Linked DNA regions of Homo sapiens: region 2 is linked to region 1. A link is a contact called in ENCODE Hi-C or POLR2A ChIA-PET data. All regions are on one chromosome and are shown on one strand. Each heading gives the region's core, a stretch centred on a gene start or an enhancer-like site at or near the end of the contact. The rest is flanking DNA. Distances are from core to core; before and after follow the strand shown. Region 1 holds the start of DHX36 (DEAH-box helicase 36). Region 2 holds the start of LINC01487 (long intergenic non-protein coding RNA 1487).

Region 1 (3,614 bases), core at 746-3,245:
GCCACCACACCTGGCCTCTGTGCTTTTAACTCTTACAGCCTGCTTTCTAGATACTCCATTTGTATGTTTCATAAGTTCCTCAAAGTCCACATGTAAAAATAAAACACATTAACTTGCCCTGCCCCTCACCCCCAAAATGTTCCTTGTCCTGTGTTTCTCATCTCAGGATACAATGTGCCTCCCCATGGGTTAATAATTCAAATCTTAAACTTGGAGTCGTTTAACCCTTCCAATTCTCCACATTCAATGAATCATCAAATTTAAGTAATTTTATCTTCTAATGTCTCCTGATTCCAATTCTTTCCACATGTAATGCCCTGTCATCCCATTTTGCCTCCCCTACATCACATTAACTAGTTTCCCTGTATCCACTCTTGTCTCCGCTATTTATTTCCAATTGAAGCAGTCAAAATAACCACTGCTCTGCATAAACATATCACTGTTCTTTAAGTGGCACATAAGTTTTCCATAATCAGACCCCTATCTACCTCTTTGGCCTTCCCCATCAGGCTTTAAGATTCAGGGTAGTTGTTTTAAGTTCTCCGATGTCTCACATCATTATCTGTCTTTACACATTGTTCCTTTCACCTGCCATACTTTTCTTCTGCCCATTAGTCTGGCAAAAGTCTACTTATCTCAAAAGTTGTTGCATAACTCACCTAACTCCAAAATTAAATTCTTTTGCTGTAGTATCTCTTGGCTCTTAGGGAGGAAATACTTTTTGTCTACTTTCTTAGATTCAGTGTTTGCAGGCCCCAGACTTAAAGTGACAAAACAGATTAGCAAAAGAAAAGACAGACTTAACCACATACATAATAGAGTTCACAGAAAAAGGTGATTCAGGGAGGTAGAGTTCTGACTTATCTACCATCTTATAAAGGGAAGGAAAGGGGAAAACAGCACGTATGGAAAAAACAAATGACTTTTAGTAAAAATAAATGACACCTTAAAACAGATGCCAGATATGATAGCTTTGTGACAATGTCTATTCAAGTGTGTTGCCAGCTTCTAACCTCCAGTGATAAGAGTCAGTCTTCCTGGGTTTCCCTCCCAGGGAGGAGCTTGATTTGAATTCCTCCGTGTGGTTCTGCATTTAGACAGGTAGATTTCAGAAACTCAAATGTCTTTGCTCAAAATAATTTTTAGGCCACAATGGTGTATTGTAGACCCCTTCCTGGCATACAGCATTTCCCTTTCTTAATTCACTGCACAAAGATAGCCTTTGTCTTTCCCTTAAGACTGTAGGCAAATAAAAGCTCATGCCATACTTGCTTTGTTCAGTGAGTATTCCCAGCACCTTTACATCAGTTAACTGTAACATGAGCTGGATATCTCCTGGTGTACATCCAAGCCTGTGTGGCCCAATTACTTGATTATTCAAGAACAGCTTGTACAAAACACTCAGTGTGCTGGTTAATAAACAGTATGTGGCTTCATATGAACACATGAATCTTCAAAGTAGTTTATTTACATTGCCTAAGAGCTCTGCACCGAATTTGGGTAGACACGCTCATCTTAACACTATTGGATAAACGTACTAAATAGTGACAACACTTTCAAGGAGGTAAGGGGATTTTAAATTACATATTTGAATAGTTGTCAGGCTGTTTTCAAGACTAGAAGAACTCATTTTTTAGAGACTTTTCTTTAGAAGACGGCGAATTGATCCAAGGGTTCTTTTGTTTCAATCAACGTTTACTACCCTAGGACCTAAGTGCAAAAAAACTGCGGATTTACCAGGAATAAGAAAGTAAAAACCAAAAGCTATTGGCTCACTTGCTGGGCCTAGGGAAAGAAAATCTACGAGCCTTTGGCTGGCTGTTGCTCCAGAGGTACAAAGATAAACAACTCGGGGGCTCAGACAGAACCTGATCCCTGCCACCCTCCAGACCACCGGGGTCGTCCTCCCGTGACGTCACCAGAAACCACTGCTTGTGACGCTAAATGGCCCGCCCTCTTGTGCGGTGCTACGGAAGCAAAACGGAAGTGGGCGCACAGTGGCTTCCGGGCCCGGACGCCATTTCCAGCGGTTGCTGGTTCTGACGGGTTGTAGTCTGCCAGGACAATGAGTTATGACTACCATCAGAACTGGGGCCGTGATGGGGGTCCCCGCAGCTCCGGTGGGGGCTATGGAGGGGGGCCAGCAGGGGGTCATGGAGGTAACCGAGGCTCCGGAGGAGGCGGCGGCGGCGGAGGGGGTGGTCGAGGCGGCAGGGGCCGGCATCCCGGGCACCTGAAAGGCCGCGAAATCGGCATGTGGTACGCGAAAAAACAGGGGCAGAAGAACAAGGAAGCGGAGAGGCAAGAGGTAATCTCGGATTCAGTAGTGGAGAGGATGAGGCAGCACAGGTTTTCTTCTCTCTCCCGCTGCCCCCTTTTTCTTGGTTTTGTTTCTTAAGTGATGCACGTGTTTTGTGAAATGTAAATGAGGCGCAAATATATTATGCTGGCGCTCCCCGTAGCGGGTGTACTGCGTAACATTAGCCATGCTCATCTGACCAAAAACAGGCAGGATTTATGCAGGCTGAATATATACTTTGCTTAAAGGACTTGAGAACTGTGACAAAGCAAATGTTAAGTTCACGTTCCAACCGAAATTAACTTTATTAGGAGTGTCGTTGTCGTATCTCTGGCCGTCCTTTCCCTTAGAATAATAATTGTCACTTTAAGGTCTTTGCCTGGTGAAGAAGCACATAGCGACCTTTCTACATTTGAGATAGGTTTGCGCGGAACAAAAGCAGGCAGACACTGTTTTGGATGTGGATCATTCAGAAAAATAGTCCAGCTTTTATTATTAGTGTTAAAATTATCTGCAAACCTAGGTTTTTGTTTTTTATGTTGGGGTGGAGAAATTTCTATTGATGAGCAGATTCTCTTTGAAAAGGAAAATGAAAGGAATCTCCAGAGATGATTTGGCTTACTCTCCTCTCTTCAGGTGATTGTCAGGTTGATTTGTGTCTTAAAGATCTGTAGTAAGGGAAACAAAGTTCTCCGAGTGACTAGTAAATAAAATTCTAATAAAAAATAATTTTTATCATTAAGCAGGAACTTTCTTAGTATAGGCCTTTGGTGACTTTTTAAAAGCACCTTATAAAATGTATTATAGAGTGTAATTAGATCATCATTTAGGCAACTTTTTTTTTTTTTAAGACAGGGTCTCACTCTGTCGCCCAGGCTGGAGTGCAGTGGCACGATCTTAGCTCACTGCAACCTCCGCCTCCCAAGTTCAAGCGATTCTCCTGCTTCAGCCTCCCGAGTAGCTGGGATTACAGGCGTCCGCCACCACCTCCGGCTAATTTTTGTATTTTTAGTAGAGACGGGGTTTCACCATGTTGGCCAGGTTGGTCTCGAACTCCTGACCTCAGGTGATCCACCCAACTCGGCCTCCCAAAGTGCTGGGATTACAGGCGTGAGCCACCACGCCAGGCCTAGACTACTATTTTTAAACCGTTCCATTTCTTTTTATTTCTTTTAACCATGTCATGTTCATTCAGGTGTTTTGGGGGCCTTATCCATTTATCTTCATAATTTAAACTTTTCTTTAAAAAACAAATCCATTTCTTTTACAGCCCCAAATTAACTTTTTCGTTGGGCATACTGGCTTGAAAATCAGG
Region 2 (3,614 bases), core at 438-2,937, 920 kb before region 1:
GGCATGGGTACTTAGCAAATGCCTGTGCTATTGCTCCAACTATTCTGATTCATTCTAAGTGAGAGCCAAGCATATGGTCTGGTTTATGTGTCATGGTTCCTTCTTTTTAGCATTCACTCTCATCTATACCCTTTCCTAAGGGAGAGAAATATGCTAATGTTAAGGGAACTCACATAACTCCTTAATGTTGGTTGGCATAGGCATGATTCTACTAGAAATCATTCTGCCATGAAGGCTGAGATGAGTAGTATCAGTGCACCCAATGAAGGGCTCTGACACATTTGACAAAAGCAAATGTTCTCTCCAAATCATACATGTGAATATGTTTTTCCAAAAAAGGAGTACTAATACCATTGTTTTATTCATGCCATTTTTTCTTAAAAGTGCTAAGTTTTTCCAGACATACGATACTATGGAGAAGATTTTTCAACTCTTGTCTATTCTTTCTTCTTTAAAAAGTTGAGATTCCTGGTGTGAAATTCTCTTGAGCTTCATTTTTGAGGTAATTTCTGTAAATCAACTAAAATGTATTATGTTTTGCAGATAATTTCGTTTTCTAAGGAAACCAACAATGCATTTAATCAAAAGCAAATATTTCTTCTGCTGCTTTTTGTTGGACCCATGCAGCATAATTTGAAAAGAATGACTAGCTGTGTTAAAGAAAAAGAAAAATTATATTAATAAAATGCTCTTTTTCTACATTGGCCCCACAATGATTACGTTGTCTGGGTCAATCTGTCGGGTAATTATTACTTTATATCCTTCTCAGGATAGTTTCCATATGTTCCCTTTTGCCTCAGAGCAATATCCTAATCTGCTGGCATGCTGTTTCATCAGGAAAGCATGCTTGGCTTCTCATAGGATCAAATGCAATGATTCCTTTTCTGGGACTAATGACCGCCAAGTGTCCTGGGAACAGGCTAACTGTGGCCTGATCTGTTCAGGCCAGGCCCGTCTTAGAACCAAGCAATTATTCATTGTCCTTATGTAGTGTTCAGGCACTTACAGTTTCTCTGTTTATTCTTCTCAATATCTCTTCCCTGATTGATGCATAGGACCTCTAGCTCGGGCTTTCCTCTTAGTTTAGAAGTTGAATACCATGGAGTAAGAGGGGTGGGTGGGTGAGTTGCAGGAGACCTTAGAGGCAGTGCTAACTTTTGACAAAACAGTGAAGTAGTTGAACAGAAGAAGAGGCAATTTCTTTCTAGAATTTCCACTCTTTCTCCCTCTCTCACTCTCTCTCTCCCTCCCTCCCCCACCCTCTCTCTCTCACATGCACTCATACACACACACACTCACACACACTCATGCACACTCTCCACTCCTTTCTCTTCCTTTGCCTCCCCATGGCCTCTCCTGAATCTTCTTTTTATTCTCTACTATCTATCAGTCTATCTTATGGTTTTATTTTTTTCTTAAATATCCACTGATAATATTAAAAGTTATGATCCCTTCAGAATTATTTGCATCTTATCTAGGACTCAAGACCAAAAGCCTTAAGAACTTAATAAAAGCAAAGCAAAAAGGTTACAGAAAAAGAATTGATTTCACCCTTTTCTAGCTCCTTTGCTTTCTGCTGCTCTGCAATAGGCAGGTGGAGGAGGAAAGGAAGAAACGAAGGAGGAAGAAGAGGAGAAGGAGGAGGAGGAGGACCTGGCTCCAGCTGCCCACACTCTCCTTGGATGCTGGAGACCATGAGGTGGCAACAGTGCTAGGCGACTCTGGTGTGACCTCATAATGGCCTTGTCTTCCACTGCGTCTCCTCCCAGAGCCCAAGAGGCCCTGAGCCTGTGGCACCTAGCATTGAAATGGGGAGCAGACAGCCCAGCCCAGGTGAGCTTGGAAGAAGACCTTCGTACCTCAGATGTTGATTACAGCCTTTGGGACATTGATCAGAAGATCTGGTTAAGCTTCTGACCATGGAAATGTGAGGGAGGCAAGATGGCTGACTAGACACAGTGGGAAAGAACATCTGCCACCAAGGGACCAGGAAATCCAGAGGACTGGTGCATTCCAAACAGATCTTCAGAGAAGGCATTGAAAATAAATGGAGGGAGAACACAGATGCTGGGCTGAAGGGCAAGGAGGCTGGGAACACTAGACTGGGCTCCCACACATGGGGACTCATTCCTGGCCCCCAATAACTCCTGGGGAAAGGGTGAGTTGAGCAGGCAAGGAGCAACCTGCTCTCACCATGGACCTCTGGAAATCTGGCAGCAGGAGACCCCACATCCCTCATGGACACTTGAGTTGGCAGGGAGAGCTGCTTAGAGAGGTAGTAGGAGCAGAATTCCAGCCGGTATGGAGCTCAGAGGGTTTTGTGAAGCAATGTCTACAGCAGATCATGGCCAGAAGCACCTATCCCTCAAGGGTTGCCTTGCTTCCCTAGGATACTTTAGCCTTACATGAACTGTTGGATCAGAATATAGCAGGATGATCATGCCCATGGAATGGGGCCAATCTGACCTAAGTGCACCCCTGTCTGCTGGCCTCTTCCGGGGCCCCAGCCTGGGTGCACCTGCTTGTACTGCAGCCTTGGATGCCCAGCCAGGGTGCCTCTGAGGGAACTGCATCATAGCTCCTGCACTGGCAGACCATGCCTGACCATTGGAGATCTCCAGCAGAACAGGCCCTGCTGACCTGTGCTAGCCCACCCATCTCCCCCATACCACAGCCTCCCCCATGCATTTTGCTGGCATGCACTCGCCCACAGCTAACCCCCACATTACTTGATTGGGGGGAATGCATACTTTGCCTCCTCTTCCCCGCTGGCGCATGTGTGCATGTGCACTCCAGCATGCCACTGCTGCTGCCATGAATGGACCCTACCCTCCTACCGTGACACCATTGTCAATGGGGAATGCACAAAAGGAGACCAGCAGCCCTATTTCCTGTCCTGAGCTGCCATTGCTGCTGGTGCAATTGCATGCACAGAGAACATCAGCCCTGTGCCTGCCAAAGCCCCACCTCCACACTGACACTGCTGCTGGCCACATAGATGCTGGTAGCTCCTGTACCCCTTGCCATGCCACCACCACTACCACCACTGTGAATGCCCACACAGAGGCCAGCACCTCTGTGGCAATCAGTGCCCTGCCTCAGTCTATGAGCATGTACACCAGTGTGCTGTCACTGCTGATGGCACATTAGAATGAGGATGGATCTTGCTGCCAGTGCCCAAAAAAGTGCTTTGGATGGCACCACCTATTGGAGTGTTGTGACCAGCAGTCTGGGAACACCTTGGCCTCTCCAGGGCAGCAGGATCCTAACCTTGAGGGGGTCACAGAACAAAGCCAGGGGCCTGATACCAGCCCCTAAAAGTTAGAGTATGCATCTCAGGAGTTCCGAGCTGAGGCTTTGCTCCCTAAAATCTTCCAGAAATGAAGCCAGTTAACTGAACTTACCTTATACCATAATTAAACTCCCAAGGATGTCAAAGAGGATTAAAAAAAAAATCCAAAGGACAGCAACTTCAAAGATTGAAGGAACATCAGCCCACAAAGATGAGAAAAAAATAGCACAAGAACTTTGGCAACTCAAAAAGCTAGAGTGTCTTCTTACCTCTAAACAACTGCACTAGTTCCCTAGCAATGGTTCTTAACCAGGCTGAAATG

The links. A loop is a pair of places that touch in the nucleus more often than their neighbours do. ChIA-PET counts read pairs that join two places held with the same protein, here RNA polymerase II (POLR2A). Pooled maps may share reads with other maps.
Region 2: a loop to region 1 is called in a map of gastrocnemius medialis, with 4 times the contacts of the local background. The contact joins the promoter of LINC01487 here to the promoter of DHX36 in region 1. A Hi-C loop is called at or near these places in 1 of 168 maps with a recorded cell type or tissue (gastrocnemius medialis) and 1 of 50 pooled maps. POLR2A ChIA-PET finds 5 or more read pairs at or near these places in 1 of 52 experiments (WTC11).

What each region holds. Positions count from the first base shown.
Region 1 is chr3:154,322,868-154,326,481 of GRCh38, reverse strand. It overlaps DHX36 (DEAH-box helicase 36), which reads left to right and starts at 1,995. Exons shown (of 25, transcript NM_020865.3): 1 at 1,995-2,308. The coding sequence starts at 2,066. RefSeq lists an enhancer at 1,808-2,102.
Region 2 is chr3:155,239,018-155,242,631 of GRCh38, reverse strand. It overlaps LINC01487 (long intergenic non-protein coding RNA 1487), which reads right to left and starts at 1,687. Exons shown (of 3, transcript NR_125399.1): 1 at 1,654-1,687; 2 at 1,007-1,154.